3 separate regions of the Homo sapiens genome follow, and all the other regions are linked to region 3. A link is a loop called in an ENCODE intact Hi-C map of the cell type or tissue named here. Cell type or tissue: CD4-positive, alpha-beta T cell. All regions are shown on one strand. Each heading gives the region's core, and the rest is flanking DNA. Links, peaks and the distances in the headings are about the cores only. Region 1 overlaps PLEKHA7 (pleckstrin homology domain containing A7). Region 2 overlaps PLEKHA7 (pleckstrin homology domain containing A7). Region 3 overlaps USH1C (USH1 protein network component harmonin).

Evidence for each region. Hi-C counts contacts between places; a loop is a spot of excess contacts. Peaks named below come from ENCODE experiments on the same cell type or tissue, not always from the same donor. Only the 100,000 strongest peaks of a DNase experiment are listed, where the experiment ranks them.
Region 1: a loop joins it to region 3, with 6 times the contacts of the local background. A loop is called at or near these places in 9 of 110 quality-filtered maps.
Region 2: a loop joins it to region 3, with 10 times the contacts of the local background. A loop is called at or near these places in 5 of 110 quality-filtered maps.

The regions. Positions count from the first base shown.
Region 1 is chr11:16,784,283-16,790,176 of GRCh38, forward strand. PLEKHA7 (pleckstrin homology domain containing A7) reads right to left here. Exons shown (of 27, transcript NM_001329630.2): 22 at 5,493-5,596; 23 at 4,814-5,014; 24 at 1,947-2,105. Among named protein-coding and RNA genes, the nearest start is that of C11orf58, 49 kb to the left of the region's middle. In CD4-positive, alpha-beta T cell, for the core only: CTCF peaks have their summits at 4,274 (motif pointing right) and 4,474; a DNase peak (open chromatin) is centred at 4,299.
Region 2 is chr11:16,817,044-16,822,937 of GRCh38, forward strand. PLEKHA7 (pleckstrin homology domain containing A7) reads right to left here. Exons shown (of 27, transcript NM_001329630.2): 11 at 1-279. Among named protein-coding and RNA genes, the nearest start is that of C11orf58, 81 kb to the left of the region's middle. In CD4-positive, alpha-beta T cell, for the core only: CTCF peaks have their summits at 3,362 and 3,566; a DNase peak (open chromatin) is centred at 3,438.
Region 3 is chr11:17,502,575-17,508,468 of GRCh38, forward strand. It overlaps USH1C (USH1 protein network component harmonin), which reads right to left. Exons shown (of 27, transcript NM_153676.4): 19 at 3,256-3,375; 20 at 2,073-2,123. Among named protein-coding and RNA genes, the nearest start is that of ABCC8, 29 kb to the left of the region's middle. In CD4-positive, alpha-beta T cell, for the core only: CTCF peaks have their summits at 2,173 (motif pointing left) and 2,374; a DNase peak (open chromatin) is centred at 2,187.

The DNA of each region.
Region 1 (5,894 bases), core at 2,986-5,485, 720 kb before region 3:
GGATCCTTCTCTGATCCCCTCCACCCCCTCACTTTCCATTCACCATTGTCTCCCTCTGTCTAATGCAGGGACTTAGTACTTAGTAGCCCTCCAACTAATTCTCCCTGAATGGATGGATAATGGATAAATGGATGATTGACAGGTGGGTGAATGAAAGGATGTGATGGTGCTTTCTGTCCCTAAAAAAGCTCTTCTGATCTAGACAGGAGGCAGCTATGCTGAATCTACTGCTGGCCAGAGGAAAATGGCCCCAAATTTCACCTCACCAGCATCTCCCGTGGACCTAGTGGCAAACTCGGCTTGGTGAAACCTTGCTTGGACTAAGAACACGAAAGGAAGCTTCTGCATGCTCCAGGAACTTTTTCCTCCCTGAATTACAAAAGCACACTAAAATGGGGTGGGTTGAAGCTCCTAAAAACAAGCTTAATCCAATCCCAGGGCAAATCAGGTCATGGATTTAAACCCACACGCAGCCCTTTCACTCTGTTGGAGATGGCAAGAAATAAGCTCTTCTCTGTTACTCCAATGAGGACAGATTTAGAGGAAGGAAGCAGATTACATTGTAGCAGGAGGAATTTAGGTTAGAGATAAGGAAGAACTTTTTCCCTGGGCTGGCAGGCAATCAGGACACTACAGAACACACTTCCCCTGCCAAGGCAGCATGTTGGGGCTTCTTTTGTGAATCTGAGAACGCACAGACCTTTGGCTGTTTCAGATGGCAAAGGAACAAGGTCTTGGGGCAGGGGACCAGCCTTGTTAACTCCTAGAGCCCCAGCAGACCCCAAAACTCAACAACTGTACAGGCATCTATCTTATCCACACACTGTTCCTTTGTTCCCAAAGACCAGAGGAACCCCTAACATACTGAGTCAGGTAGATACCATTGGCAAATCAGCTTGTGAATGGGCCTGGCACCACCTCTTAAGACAGCAGGAAGGCTCTGGAAGACACAGGTCCTCCTCAGTTCTCACTCTCCTATCACACAGACCTGGGGGAAAGTTTTATTGAGGTCTCGCCTCGATCCATCCTTCATGTGGTGAGAACATTTCCTCTTGTGCAGTTTCCAGGCAGGCCAAGTCCTTGTACAAATGCTTTTGGTACATTTATGGGTCACTGTGTGATTCATTCAACACAGTCAAAGATGCAGCAAAGATGTACCACGTACCCACTGTGTGCCAGGCCCTGTGCCAGGGACTAGGGATACAAAGGTGAACCAAGCAGCCATAGACGCTGCCCTGAAGAGCTTAGGAATAGCATCGACATAGGCCACAGGAGACAATCTACGTCTTGAAGACACTGAGTGTGTCATCCCGAGTTCCCTTTCTCTCCCCTTGGGTAGAGACATTTCCTGATGGGTAGAGATCCAGGAGTTACTTGCTCTCCTGGGCCTGCCCTGTCATGATGCATGTGAGCCACCAGAGGGCACCAGAAGAATTCAGACCAGAACTCTGCACTGTCTCCTAGCTTCTACCATGGCTGGAAATTTCGCCTGTGATTTTCAAACCTGCCCCCCATTTTCCCCTAGTCAGACTGCCCAAGTTGGCCTCACCAGCCAGTTGAAAAGCCAACCCCTGGTGTTGCAGGGAACATTTCCTAACAATAACAACTGCTGCTCACGTGCCTACTATGTGGCTTTGATCGCTAAACCTCCCAAGAACATGTGCAGTTACTTAATCCTCTTCACAACCCACTTCACTGTTGAGGAAACTGAAGCACAGAGAAGCTAAAATTGCAATTTGCCCTAAATTACAGAGAGTTTTGAACCTTCATCGAAACATCTGGCCTCCTTTCATTGCCTTAAGCTGCTATCCATCCATCCTCCTAGGCCACACTGAAGCTGAGCCATGTCCCTGTTCAGGATGATACCCCACAGTGGGAAGGTGGATCAGGCTGGGAACTTGAAGGCCATGTCTCCTGGAGGACATGAAGGAAGTGCCTGCCCTCACCTCTCTGCTGATGTCCAAGTCATAGTCTTGAGGCTCCAGGTCCAACTCAGTGACAGGCATGGCCTGCACTTTCAACCAGCCATTCTCCTCCTTGTCCTTTTTTTCCCCTTGCACGACCCGTTCCAGCAACTGCAGGTCAAAGTCCTGCTCACGCTTCCACTGGCAACAGAACAAGAGGTTAAACGTAGTCGCTTCCTGATTGCTGAAAGAGCCCGGCTGGTCACCTTTTTCCATGGGGTCCTTTGGAAGATGAACCTGTGATCCCCTTAGGGAAAAGCTGTATGTGCAATAGAGAATGAAGCTGCTGTCCCCTTCATATGGGCTGTTCCAGACTGCTAAGTGCTCTCTGATCTGGGTTCCCAGAGGTTTCAAACATACACCCTTGGGGCACAGGTCTAAGACTCATGACTTCAGGCTCACAGTGGTCCCCAGGGAAATAGAAGGCTCCCAGAGAGGGTGACCTCCAAACAACTTGGGACAGAGTTCTAGAGAAGGGATTTGTCCCTTCCACTCTCTACAGCTGGTTCAGGAGACATACGTCCCAGGCTCAGAATTAATGGAAAAACACGCCCTTCAAGGCCCTGCTAAGCAAGAAGAATAACCAAGGATCTTTCTATTGGGAATTTTCAACAAGATAACATTCGTAGGTGGGGGATCTCGCACTTACAGTAGGGCTGGGGAGGTACAAGCAAAAGCAGCTTGGAGCCAATGAGGCAGAAAAACTGCTGTATGAGACCCATCTATTTGAGATAGATGTTTTCTTTAAATTAGAAAAAAAAACTAAATCATATAAAATTGAAATGCTAAATCAAATGGAATGTTTCTAAGGCTGTTTCACAGTATCAACTTTGTAACAAGCTTCCCAAGAGGGAAAATCTAACCGATAAGATCCAACCATGACTGTCCAGCTCCGTGGTGACTTCCTGTTGACCCAGGACCTGCATCCTCACAGGCCTTTGACCGCTGAGCAGGTTGTTGAGAACAGAGCAGGCTCAAAGCCTCTCTTCCCCTGAGCAAAACCAAAGCAGATGCTTATCTATCCCAGGCCATCTTCTCTCTCCCATCCATCCACCTCAAAGCCCCAAATGGTCCTGATTGTCTTTGATGCCTCAAGTCCCTCCAGAACCCCAAACCCAGAGCCATATTCGCACATTTCACCCATTCATGCACAAGCTCTCAATGACTCCAAATCAATGTAATCACTCTTAGGTGATGGTTTCCAACTATTGTTGGAAAGGATTAGGCAACTGAAGTTCCAAAGATGAAAAAATCAATTTAATGATTCACAAAGAAAACACTCATTTCCTTACACGCTCACAAATGCTCCAAATAGAGACAAGTCCTCATTTAAACCCAGCCTGATTGTTTCCACAAACAGGAAAAGTTCACTAGACTCTATAAGGTATCCTGGGGAAGAACCACGCCAATCCATTATTATTAAGCAACATGTTTATTGGCGTTGATGCAGAGACTTACACAAGTCTTCTTTTTTAAGAGAAAAATTACAAGGTATTCAAGTTACGATTTTTAGATAATCTCTACATTTGAGACATCAAATTATAAAAGGTCAGTGTTACCCCATATGACATTTGTTTTAAAAGTTTAAAGGTTACCAGGTTTGCAGCTTTTAAAGATATGAATGTCCTGGGCCTTACCCCTTTGGTGTCTGAGCTAGCAGCTGCAGAGAGGCCCTCTGAATACACAGTATATTTTGCTATCCCTTCAAGTTATTAAATACCAGAAACACAAAAGGTTTTCCATAAGAAATTGTGTGATTGGACTACAGGAATTAAAACCGAACAACCTCAGTCTTGGGAGAATGTATTCAAACGTGCAATCTCTGAAGTCCCTGTCTACTGTCCAGGTGTAAAGCATGGATTTTTATAAATTAATAATGCCCAGACCTCTGCCAATGACTGTGGCGTCAGGCAGCAGGTTGGCTCAGGCTTGTGGGGTGGCTTTTGGGACAAGTGAATTATGAGTCAGTAGGCCTGCATGAAGAGGGCAGCAGAAAGGTGAGTCACATCTGGGAACACTCAACAGGCTATGGAGACAAGAACCGCTATTACAAGCCCGGTAATAAGTAGCACAGGCCAGTTAGAGCATGTTCAATGCAAATCAGAAGCTTCTGTAAACACAATCAGGCAGGATTAGAGAGGCAATGAGCGGTAACACTAAAAGCAAAGGAGCTTGTGCAATGAATTAGGGAAAGAACAATCAGGCTAGAGGTTTAGGGAAACATGGGATTTCAAACAACAGGGAAAAGTCAAATGGAATGTTTCCAAAGGGACCTAAGGTGACTGTGGACAGGGCGCAGCGCCAGGAAGCGCCACCAGGGGGCAGCACAGGCCTCCCCAGCAATCCCAGACACCCTGAGGCCTCTGCACTGCAAGCCCAGGGAGACCAGTGGCCCTTGGGGCAGGGGTGTGACCCCGTGCTCCATCACCCTCACACAGCATCTGCTGGCAGGTCTGGGAGGCTGATCAGTTTGCTTGTGCTTCTAACCAAATCATGTCACCATCTTCCTCCTCTCCTCTCTGAACCCTGTATTCCCAGGTCCTGAATTCAGCCGAGATTCCGAACGCCTGCAAAGGCCCCTCTCCATCGCGGCTGGGAGGACTGACTGGGTATTTCCTCAGGCTCCTGGGCCTGTTTGATCCTCACTCCAGCTCTGGTTCAGGTCACCCTCTGACCAGGCATTCGTCCAGCCTGGGTCGTGGACAAACAGCCCCGTGGGGTGTTCTCTGAACCATGTAGGTCAATGGACAGCTCTCTCACTGGGAGGTGTGATGTGCTTGTGTTTGGGGGACTCTGAGGGGCACTCGGCTCCCTGTCCCTGCCCCGCTGCCTGGCCCCTCCTAACATACTGAGCCAAGATCTCCAGGGAGCGGCCGGCTGAGGTAGCGAGATGAGGGCAGGCCCGTCCTCTCCCCTTGGCCCAGTGTCCTCTTGCGCTCTCGGACCAGGGCCTTCTGGTGTCGCTTCATGCGCTCCAGCTGCTCCTCTGCACTCATCTTGCCTCGCTGGTGATCCCCTGAGTACAGGCGCTCCAAGGCACTCTTAGGTCTCTGAGGAAGAGGAGGCAGGCAAGAGAGACACAGAACAGCTGGGCTGGGCACGCAGAGGACAGCCACCCTGCTGGCTGCATTCCCGTTGTCTCTCTCTCACACACATGCACACTCTAGTTGGGCTCCTCTTGGCCTTAGAGAACTATTTCCTCTAAGCAACACGATGCCCCCAACCCTCAGGAGCTTTCTGAGTAGCACCCATTCTGCAGATGCAGACACTTAGGCTCAGGCCTGTCCAGTGAGGCCAGAACCCAGGGTGCAGGCTTCTTGAGCTCCCTCCTGCCACCCTGACAGGCCAGAGAGAAAGGCAGGATGCCCTCCTTGGTGGACAGTGGGTGACAGGGAGCTCAGGAGGGGCTGAGGCCACCCCAGAGGCCATCCCCAGGGCTGAAGGGATGGCCAGTTACTGTCCCCCTGGGAGACCCTCCCTCCCCATGTGAAGGAGCAGGGAGGTCCTCGACAGCTCAAGGCCACTCACAGGGAAGGTCGCCTTGCTGCTTTCGGCATTGAGACCCCTCCGGAGTGTGACGTAGGGAGCAATGGTGGACGACTGCTGGAGCCTTGACGTGGACCCTGAGAGCCCTTAGTGAGGAAAGAGAAGTGCAAGCATGTTTGTGCTGGGGTGGATGGGTCCCTGCTTCTCCCTCATCACACATTCTTGCAGGAGTACCAAGAGCACCCAGTCAATGACCCACCCTTATTTCTCTTCTTCCTCCCCAGGGCATGGAGGAGCAAGGTCCCCAATAGAGGATGGGGGCCAGCCCAGGGGTGACCTTTGTCCCTGATGGGGGGCAGTGTCCCTGCAGATCTGTGGACCACCCCAGGCTTCCCTTACATGCAGATGACTGGGCTGCCTGGCAGGTAGAAAGGCTGGCGGGGC
Region 2 (5,894 bases), core at 2,187-4,686, 680 kb before region 3:
ATGGGCGCTGTGGGGCTGCCGTGCCGGAACTGCTGGCGCTGCTGCCACTCGTAGAGCTGCCACACGGTGCCATCCCGGTGCGCCCGGCGCTCTTCACTCGACATCTTCAGGTGGCTGGCTCGGTCCTGCGCATACTTGTAGTCACTTGGCAGGTTTCGGGGAGGTGGCGAGGAGCCCCCCGAGGGGTGTCGGGTGCTCTTGGGAAGAGTCTGGTAGTTTTCTGGGAAGGACAGGGATTGGCCAGGACCCTGGCGAGGAAGCGTCTGGTCCAAGGGAAGACTGAGGAGAAAGGGTAAGAACGGGTCAGGCAACCAAGCGAGGGTTCTGCAGGCTTTGGGGAACATATCTAAGTAAACCCACAAAGCTGGGCATGTGGGACAGTCCTGTAAGAACCTCAAAAGAATGATCAAGGCCGACATCCAGGACTTCAGTCACTTCCCCTTTTGGCAGACGACTCCAAAACCATTTTTCTCTGTCAACTTCCTCTGCCAGGACAACTTGGCTACCCCATGCCCATCACTTGGAGTGCAATGTGATTAAACCTGGCTTTTCCTTCTCTCTCCGCTGCCAGCAGTCAGCTCTTTCAATGGCTATGCATATTTATAGGAAAGGCCTCACAATTCTCCAAGTTACCAAGATTTTCTCTCTGCCTGGTATCCTTAGCACCAAGTTCCAGAGGTTCATAAAGGAAGTGGTTGGCATCAGTTCTCTTTTTTCTGGACTCTTCTAGTCCAGATACTGATTAATTATCTCCCTCCAGACAACTCTGAGATGCTCCTAATGGGTTTCCACTTTGTCCACAGTCAAGTGCTCTGATCATATCAGTTCCTTGCTGCAAAAACTTCCATGGCTCCTTGTCCCTTCTGAAATAAAGTCTAAACTCCTCAGCCTGGTACTCACAGCTCGCTAGCAGCTGACCTCAACACCCACCTTGCAGGCCTGCTGTTTTCTCACTGCTCTTCCTACGGGCCACGCCAAATGCCTAGGGCCCAAAACTGAAGGAAGTACTCCATCTCAGGGTCACCCCTACACCTGCTGGTGCCTGACAGCCTCACCCTAGTCCCGTCCCAGCCTCCTCCACACCTTAGCAACATCTTGCAACGGAAAAAGGAAAAAGGAGTCTAACCTGGGTTTGAAGCCAAGCTTGACACTTGCTGGCTTTGTGACCCTAGGCAGCTCACCTGACTGCTCTGACCTTCCGTTTCCTTACTTGTAACAGGAGGATAGTATTACCTGCCTCATAAGGCTCTTCTGAGGAATCAATGAGACAGGTTAGGAAATGCAACCCCCACATCTGATACACAGAAGGTCCTTCACTAACGTGTGTACCCTTCCTGCCCTTCTTACTCTTATAACACTGTTCTTCCCTCCCCCTGCCTGGATGGTCTCCCCTTGCTCTATTTACCCAAGTCTTACTCATTCTCTAGGATGCTGGCTCATGCCTTCCCCCACGTGGACCTTCTGTAGTGCCACAGCCCTCAGTGATCCAACTCTGTTTGACCTCGTCATCACACTGCCTGTAACTTTTCCAAGGTCCTATATTGATGTGATCTTTTCATACTTCCAAGACATGTTTTCCCAGGCCAAGGTGAAAAATTCTTGAAAGACAGGAACTGTGTTTCACACCGTGGTATTGTCCACAGTCTAAGAAAGTCCTGTGCGTAATTAGCCCTTCAATAAACACTCCAGCACACAAAACTGGATATGACTTCAAAAACTAACACCAACTAGCCATCTTATTTTCTTTCTTTTTTTTTTCTCTCTTTTTTTTCTTTTTTGAGACAGAGTCTTGCTCTTTTGCCCAGGCTGGAGTGCAGTGGTGCAATCTCTGCTCACTGCAACCTTCGCCTCCTGGGTTCAAGTGATTCTCCTGCCTCAGCCTCCTGAGTAGCTGGGACTACAGGCGTGTGCCACCACACCCGGCTAATTTTTTGTATTTTTAGTAGAGACAGGGTTTCACTGTGTTAGCCAGGATGGTCTCGATCTCCTGACCTTGTGATCTGACCGCCTCGGCCTCCCAAAGTGTTGGGATTACAGGAGTGAGCCACCATGCCTGGCCGCCATCTTATTTTCTTCTGGAGTCTCGCTGTTTTGCCCAGGCTGGAGTGCAGCGGTGCAATCTTGGCTCACTGCAACCTCCGCCTCCCGAGTTCAAGGGATTCTCCTGCCTCAGCCTCCTGAGTAGCTGGGACTATAGGTGTGCACCACCACGCCTGGCTAATTTTTGTATTTTTAGTAGAGACGGGGTTTCACCATGTTGGCCAGGCTGGTCTTGAACTCCTGGCCTCAAGTGATCTGCCCCCCTCAGCCTACCAAAGTGCTGGGATTACAGGCATGAGCCACCGCACCCAGCCTCCAACTTATTTTCTGAGAAGGAAAAAAAATTAAGCAAGGGACAAAGTATGGAATTTTACTAAGCCTGAGAGGCAGCATGATGTTGTAAAAAGAGAACAAGTTTTAGAGTCAGACAGGCTTGAGGTCAATTCTGACTCTGCCTTCACCTATCAATTTTATCTAACATTTATTTGGTGCTGATATTGTGCCAGACATTGTTCCAAGCCAACACTACTCAAAGTGTGGCCTGTGTGCCACCAGCATCAGCACCACCTGGGGACTTGTTAGAAATGCACATTAATGAAATAAGCCAGGCATGGAAAGACAAATACCGTGTATGACCTCACTTATATGTGGGATCTAAAAAGGTCAAACTCATAGAAGAACAGAGTAGAGAGGTAGTTACCAGAGGTTTTGGGAGGGAGAGGAGAGATGGAAGAAGAGCTGTTGGTCAAAGGATGCAAAGTTTCAGTTAGGAGGAATAAGTTCTGGTGACCTACTGCACAGCATGGTGACAATGGTTAATAATAATGTATATTTCAAAATTACTAAAAGTAGATATTAAATGTTCTTACCACCAAAAAGGATAAGCAGGTAAGGTGATGAATGTCAATTGGTTTGATGTAATCATTTCATAATGTATACATATATTAAAACATCACATCTACCCCATACATATAATTATTGTCAATTAAAAATAAGATATATTTTTAAAATGCTGGTTATCAGCCCCACCTCAGACCTACCTAATCAGAAACTCTGGGGATGGTGCCCAGGCATCAGTGTCTTAACAAGCCCTCCAGGAGATTCTAGTGCTCTGTAAGGTTTGAGAAACTGTTCTAATTGTTTTAAAACTCAACTCATTTAATCACTTTAGCTATATGACCTCAGGCAAGTATCATCCAGGCCCTCTAAGTCTCACCTTCCTTATTACAAAATGGGGATAGTAAGAACCACTTAGAAAATTGCTGTGAGGATTTGAAATAGTTGTCATTCAAATAAAGCTATCTTTGCCATTACAGTAGATAATTTTAAGATCTCTTCAACCTACTTGTCGTGCCTGCCAAGTGAGTCGGCCTGCCACTAGGTGGCAGGGTTTGCTATCGATCTCCCAAAGTTAGACACAAATGTGCCTCTGAGACGGGGCAGTGCCTGAATCCTCAAAACAGAGGTGGTAGCGGTGGCAGAAACCAGGCTGGAGGCTTCCCCTGGGGAGTTCAGGACTTGACTAACCATTGTTCATTCTGCCAGAAGCAAAATGCAAACTATGCAAAGCATTTCAGAGCTGTGCTCCCACCCATACGCCCTTCCTGCCTGGCTCTGCAGCTCACTCCCCTTGCCTGCCTACAGTGCCTGGAAGGTCAGAGTCCACCCTCACCTCCCCACTGCCCCACTAGCTGCACCTCAAATCCCTAAGCTCATCCTCTAACCTGTACCCTCCATTTACACATAGTCTGCCATTCTGGAATGACCCCAAGGTACCAGTGCAATGGTGAGCCCTGGCTCTAGGGGTCAAAACAAGGTAACTATGGAGGAGGGACACAGGAGGAGGTGGTACTGTGGTTGAGGTATAGACCCCATGCGAGCAAGTGGGTGCTTCCAGAGCAGCTTTGCCCCTAACAGCAGATCCATTTGCTGGCCCCCTAACCTCCGGTCTTACCCAAAAACTGGGCTCAAGGTCTCCTTATACCATGCTCTGTGGCCACAGGGACTCCCTGTCACTGAACAGGCACTAAACAGGATATTCTGATACAGCCATTACAGAAATGGTCATGTGGAGATGCAATATCATTTTTTGCAACAAATTATTATACTTTACTCAGCAGATGTTCCTCACCCTAACTTCCAGATCAATCACACAGGACTTCCATTTTCTACTCTGTTCCTTATTGTAGTGTTTGAGTCTCCTGATCCTAACTCTATCCCTCACCCCAACATTTCTATTTTACAAGTATGCATTACTTTAAACACTGGGAGGTCAGGGTGGGAAAATGAAAGCCTAAAATTTCAAAACAAGCTCTTAAAATACAGTGAGATTCTAAGAGTGTGTCAGTCTGTCTCCCACAAACCATATCCTAAAAAAGTTTAATGTGAAATTTGTATCTCCAATTAGAAATACTTCCCTGTTGGTTTAAAGCCAAAAATACAGGATCATATTGCAGTTCAAATAACCTTCCTCCCAATGTCTTAATGTGCTCAGTCTAATGAGATTAGCAGTCTTGATGATATGCAAAGCAGAGATATCTATCTCATATATTTTCAAATGGAAAATGGAGGAGTTCCTTTATTCAGCACCTAGATCTATTTATGACTAACTGTAAGAGACTACAAATATATCTTTAAGAAAAAAAAAATCTGGGACTATAAGAGGCAGACCTTTTAAAATACAAGAGGATAATCAGAGACTGAGACACTTTGCTCACTTAAAGATTGACAGCATTTTCTGTTCTGTCTTCTGCCTTCAATTCTTCACTTTTATTCACTTTCTAGCCCATTGAGATCTGCTTGCCCTACTGGAATGAAATTCCTCTCACTGTGTGCTCAGTGACCTCTAAAGCCAATGAGCTGTTCTCCTCTACAGACCTGATGTCTCCCTTCCCCTTAGATAAGAATGGCTCAAATCCCCATCTTGCATCCCAGGGAAAGTCCTATGCCCTCCCCACCCACCTCTCATTTCCCTGTTAACTTCTCATCCTTTAGGTCTCTGGTGCACACCCCACTCCCAACTCTCAAATTCAGGCCGTTGTGTGTAGCAGAATAACATGGTTTACAGGCTGCTGGAGCAGTTATGCGGAGACATTTCATAACTGACAACTTATCACTGCATATCAGTCACCCAGCTTTTGAAAGTTTTTTCTGTGCCCCTGCCACAAAGAGTTTCTCACTGGCCATGCCGTCTTACTGATTTCAACCCCTCCTTTTACTCTGCGTCCTGAGCTAACTTTGACCCTGTAGCTCTGTTAAGCATGGTAATTCAGGTTTGCCCATCTAAGCCCATCAAGCAGCTCAGTGGAAAAAGGGTTTCTGTTACTGAGCAAAAGACCCGTGAGGTTCTGGACTTTCCTTCAGGGGTGCCCAGCCTCCTTGAAAGGTACCACATCTCAAGTGTCTGCTTTTGGTAGGGGAAAAAAAAAAAAAAAAAAAAAAAAGGAAAGAAGGCACCACGCCCAGGTGGAAGTCCTTACCTGCAGCACCGTGCACTGCTGACTGGACTCCTTCCAGTTGAAACTCTCCCCAACAAAACCTCCAGTTTTCCTCCCCCATCTTCTCTTCATCTCCTTCAGGTGACTTAGCTTTTGCCTGACCCTTAGGCTAGGGGTCCTCAGTGTTCTGTTGTTGGCCCTCTGCAACTGTGCTCTCTCAGTTGAGGATTCTTAGTCCTGGCTGCACATTAGATCACTGGGGGAAGAGGGATAGGGGAAAATGTGCTTCCTAAAACCCTTATGTCCAGGCTGCAACCCAGACCAATGGAGTCAGATTTCTGCGCAGGGGACCAAGGCCTCACCAAATGTTAAAACTCTCCAGGTGATTCCAATGTGCAGCCTAGCAACAGTTTCTTG
Region 3 (5,894 bases), core at 1,221-3,720:
GAAGGTAAGAGGCCTCCCCAGATTCTGCGGAGCGCAGGTTGGCCCTTTAGCTAGGGGAGAAGGGAGGACACACAGCTCAGGGGACCTGGCTTGATGGGGGATGCTGTGGGGACAATGGCTCCAGGGTGTAGAAACAAGACAGTGAGGTGGCACCTGAACACACAGTGAGGTAGTCCCTGAACTATGTGGCCTTCCTCGGGAGTCACACACAGTGAGTGGGAGCCAGGGGCATCCCCAGGCTGAGGGGCCAGGATGCTAAGCACAAGGGCAGCAGAGCCACGGCTGGTCCCCATGGAAGGTGGGAGCAGAGGAGAGCCCCGTGGCAGGCCTCGCCAGACTGAGTGGAGCCACCCACAGCATGCAGGTCCCTAGACCACACCAAGTGACCCATGGGGCCCATGGTCTGTGTGGTGGGGAGGCTACAGATTCCCCTATCCTCAGAATGCACCAACTAGGTTCCGGGCACAAGATGAGCACCAAATATCAGCAGACAGATCCCCAAGCATCTGCCTGGCATCCCTCCTCACTTGCCTCAATCACCCAGGCTCAACCCCAAGAGGCCATGAGCTCGGCTCAGCTTGGGAGCTACATCCAGGTCAGTGTGTGGGCAGCAGACAGAGGAGGGGGTGCAGTGAATGCACAGGCAAGAAGGATCATTGGGCAGGATGTGGAGTCGATGCTCTTTGACTTTGAGGGCCCTGCCTACTCCGGCTGTTTCTCCTGGAAGGCTGGGCAGTGCTGGCTCTGGCCTCCTTGCTCCATGATCCTGAGAACCAGCTCTCAGGGATGGGCCAGATGGCAGGTACTTGTGTTTTGTGTGAATTTAGATCAGAGACTCATAAGCCACTGCAGCTGGTTGGCCCTTAAAGAGGCAGCCCAACCCCTCATTCAACAGAGGAAGAAACTGAGGCCCAGAGAGGTGATATTCACGCCCAAGGTCACCCAGTCAGTGGGCAGGGGAGCAAGGGTTTGACTCCACCTCTGGAGCCTAGACTCTGCACTTCCCTGCTTCTCTCCCTGTGAGGGCTGTTTGTGCCCTAAACCGCCAGGTCCTGGAAGGCCTCTTGTGTGACGACAGTGCTTTAAGGCAGGATGGTGCAGTGTTTAAGAGCACAGGCTGCAGAGACCGACCTCCTGGATTCAAATCCAGGGATTGACATTAGCTGTGCCATCGTGGGCACATTTTCAAATCTCTCTGCCTCAGTTTCTCATAGATAAAATGGGTATGATAATAGCACTTACCACCCAGGGTTGCTGGAAAGATTAAATTGACAAATCCTTGGGCTGGGAGCAGCCTCTTTTGCCAACACCTATGTCTCACTGCACAGTTGATACTGCCCCTCTGCTCCCTGCCTGTAGTCAAATCAGCTTGTGGTCTGTTGGTGGGTTATCAGTGAGGAGGCTGGAGAAGCCTGGGCTGGCTGCAAGATCTCTCTCTGTCCTGGGGTTTCTTTCATTGGTGATGAAACAGCCAATCCAATGGTTGGCTCCATGGAGGTACCCCAGGAGGCAGGGAGGTAGGTGGCTGCCTGCCTGATGCCACTCAGAGGACCAGCAAGGACTTCCACGTCCCTGTGCACAGGAGTGCCCTAGGCACAGGGAGGACCTCAGCCACCACCTCCTCCCTGACGCTGGTTCAGTGTCAGGCAGGGTTGGTGAAGCTGTGATCTGCCCGGAGAAGAAGAGGGGAAGGTACAGGGAGACACCTAAGCAGCCCCTTCCCTCTCTCCTAGGGCTGGAGCGAGGGCCCATCTTGGCCTCTGTGGGCCTCTGAGGGTTCCTTCTGCCCTGCTCCTCTCTGGACAAACAGCAGCAGAAGAGGTGAGTTCCCAGGGATACTGCTGTTTCTCAGCTCATGCATGGGGTCTAATAAGCCCTGGGTCCCCATCTGATATGATATCCTCCCCCACCCCTGCGCAGGCAATGGAGGACACAGCTCTGGCCTGAGGCTTGGTGGCAGATGGGGCCACCATGGACCTGACCAGGTACTCCCAGAGAGAAAGAAGTGGCACAGAGTGGGAGGGACGGGGGTGGTGGGGAGACCTCCAGACACACAATGGGTATCAGTTTACTTGTCTGAATGCTGTCTGATAAACCACCATCCTCTTCAACATCTCCTGTGGCTGCCAGAGGAAAAAAAAAAAAGTTCCACATTGGATGTTACCAATAGGTCTTGGCTGCCCCCTGGTGCCAGGCTTCGGGCCTGCCAGTCTGGGGCTGCCGTGCCAATGTCCCTCCCCGAGCAGTCTGGCTTACGTTAAAGGCCTGCTCAATGCCCAAAGATGCTACCCAGTTGTTGTCAAGCAGACACCACCCCTTGATATTAGCCAGAGAACATGACATGGATGCATCCGCAGGCTGTCCCAGGAGCAAAAACTTTGCTCTCTGGGGAGCTGACGGGACAGTTAAGGCCCAAAATAAATATCTCAGCTGTCCTGCCCTGACATTTGGATAGAGTTTCCTTGAAAGGGAAGTTAAAATTCTGACATGACTGTCTTCTCACTGTGCATGGGAGGCCAGCCAGTGGTCGGCACCTCTGGGAGGTGCACACGAATCCCAGCTCCCTTAGCCGTCAGTAACTGAGACTGGCGGACATTTCTCACTTCCCCAGGACCACACCTCAGACTTCCAGTCACAGTGAGAGGTGAGAAGTAAGTTGGAGAAAGGGAGTGAACCTGCTCTGGCCAGTTTCCCATCTGAGGGTGTTTCATGCCAGGCCACAACAGGCCTTAGGGCAGGGGCCAGGGCACCTGGAATCTCTGTAGGTTTTGGCAAGATGGCAACGAGGGTAACAGCGTGGGCTTTGGAGTATGAAAGGCATGAGGGTAAGTATTAAGTCCAGGCTCTGCCTGGGGAACCTGGTGCCCCTCTGGTAACCTCTCTAAACCTCCCTTTCCTCGAGTGTTAAACAGGATGACCACAGGAACCATCTCACAGTCCTGCTGTGAAGATTAATTGAGGCCATGCAGAGCCTGGTATATAGTAGGCTCTTCACAGGTCGTAGCGATCATTATTACTTTTAGACAGAGCTCCAGGCTGTTCAGTCAAGTGGGGAACAGAAATTCCACTGGTCATGTCAACATCCACTTACACCCATGTGGCCTCATCTCTTGGCCAATAAGAAGGTTAAGAGATGGCATCTGTGATCTGCATTTTTGTCCCACCTCACTTGCCCTCCAGAGACAGCAGAGCCCAGGGGAGGTAGCCCTGGTCTGCTCCTCTAGAGACAACCTGGAGGGGACCCAAGGGGCTTACCAGAACTTCAGATTTCACAGCTGGCCTGTAGATGAAATTGGGCTCCTGGTGGACCATGACAGGTTTGGAGATGGTGGACACGCCAGGGCCTCGTGGAGGCTGTGGGCTTGGGCAAAATGTCTAAGGAGTTAGTTTAACAGGGACCCAGGTGAGGTCATGGTGGGGTGGCCAAGGCCAGCCATGCTACTTCTACACACATGCAAATCTACACCCATGCATATGTGAAGCCAGCCTGGTCATTCAACTGCTCGAGGTCCTGGGGTTGTGATCCTCAGCAGAGAGATGAGAAGCCCATTGGCCACAGTGTGGGCTGAGATCACAGAAACTACTGAGCGGCTCTAAGAAATTGGACGCTTGAGCTAGAGCCTGGCTTGGGGGTGCCAGCAGCCAGTGTCACCCAGGAGACACACTTTCAGACCCTTCTCTCAGTGGCCATGGGTGCTATCCAGTGTCCCTTGTCTTTAAGGGCTGTCTCTTTGGCCACAGTTCCAGTCCCTGGACCACAGTGTGAAGCATCTGCTGTTCCTAGTTGGTAGGCACATAGTCTCTAGGGGCCATGGGGTGAAGACCAGTAAGAGAGGCATCCAGGGGAGCTGACGCAACCTGTCTGCTTGGCTCTAACCCACTTGATCTTTTTGGGCAAGATGTATCAAATCAGTTCACAGCCCTGCCCCCAAACCCTCCCCAGTGTCCGCATTGACTACTGAGCTCATTGGCTTGACTCCCAAGGCCTTTCATGAGCTTCTCTAGCTTCCTTTTCAGCCTTATCTCTCACTCCTCGCCACGCTCCTCACACTGCCTAGCTTTAGCCTCAAAAAATGCCAGGCTTTCTTGCCTTGAGGCCTTTGCACGTGCTCTTCCTTCTTCCGCTTTGCCTCCTAGGTCTTAAGTTGGGCGTCACTGCCTTCTGGAAGCCTCCCTTGAGCTTTTCCTCTACTCCAGCCCTCTTCCTTATTATAGCACCTGTGCTTCCTCCGTCTCCACGCTGATGGTGTGGCGGGTGCCTACTTTTCTTTGTTCCCCACCAGACTGTCTTGAGAAGGGAGACTGCAGCTGTCTATCCAGCAGGGATTCCCAGTGCCCTGCATAGTGCCTTGGCATATAGTAGGTGCTCAATAAGCATGTGTTGAATGAATAAATGAATGACTAAATAGTATGGTGAGAACATGGGACAGTGCCTGTGGATAGATCTGGCCCTGAAAACCCCCCTATGGCCGGTGCTGGTGTGGCAGGCACAAGTGTCAAGCCAACACAGGTGTTTGTTTCCATGACTTGGGGCCTGCTGGTGGCTGGGCTGACTGTGTGGGCGTGTGGTCACTCACACTTCCTGCTGCAGCACTGATGACAGCTTGCCAGGGGCATGCAGGGAGGAGGAGGGTGGGTGGTACAAGGGTGAGAGGTGGGCCAAATGAAGCCAACCAAGCAACAGCCCCCTGGCTTTTGAGGCTGGGACAACCCTGGCTTTGATGTCGCTTGTGACATTTATAGTCCAGTTCTTCAGAGGCTCCTTGTGTTGGGGGGCTTTTAACCTTCCCTGGGCTCTGATCAGGAACTAACAGTGGGAACTTGGTGATGCCTTGAAGAATCTGAGAAGTCTGGACTCTGTCTTGAATCTTGATCCTGACTCAAAGTTTTGCTGACACTGAGATTGCTAAGATCCCAGGTTTGCAGCTTCACCCAAATTTTCTTTTACTCTGGACTATCAATAACCATAGTTAATGTCTACTGAACATCCACGATGTGCCTGCCACTCTTGCCATTCTTAACTTAGAATGTGTCCATGTATTAACTTATTTGATTCGAATAGGTAGCTGCCATTAGCATTCCTATTTTTGGACAGGGATGCCCAGGCTCAGATAGATGAAGTAGCATGTGTTCAGTTACCTAGCTAGTAAGTGGCACAGCCAGGATTCAAACCCAGGCAGGCCAACTCCCTGCTACTCCAACTTGCCATCTTTATGTTCCCTGCACTTGCAATGCCCTTGCTCCCATCCTCCATGTGTTGCCATCCCTCAAGGCTCAGCTCGTAAGCCCTCTACTCTACAGAGGTGTCTTCAATCTTCAGTTAGAATGAATCCCTCCCATAGCGCATGGCTTATGCATATTTTATAGCAGAAGCCTGCCTGGGCAGCAGCTCATCCTTCAGATGGCAAAGTCCTGGAAAGCACAGGCATGTCAATCTCCTCTGCATCCTCTTCAGCACTGCTCCCCTCTCCCCTTCACAGAGAGAGGCCCCAGGCAGGTACTCAATCAAAGTGGAATCAAATTTGTTGAGGAAAAGCTACTGCTCATCTTGATGGAGGCCACTTACAGAGAAAAATGTTGTGCAAGGCTAACTCAGCTCTAGAAACCAGCTCCTGGCTGGGCTCTGGGGAAAGATGTCCCGAGAACAGGCAGATTTCTTCCTGTCAAAGCTGCAGGGCTCACGACCCCAACCAGAGGTCCAGAAAGGGTCCCTCTGAGAGTCTCCCGCTGGAAGCTTCAGCCTTGCTGGCATCTGGCACTTTCTTCACTCCCACCTTCCTTGTAAGCTCTCCTGAGTGCTCTGAGATGCTTGTCCTGCTCTCCACGCAGGAACTCAAATCCATGCAGGGAAGGTTAATAAAAACCACTGGTCAGGTGCTATTGACTATGCCCTC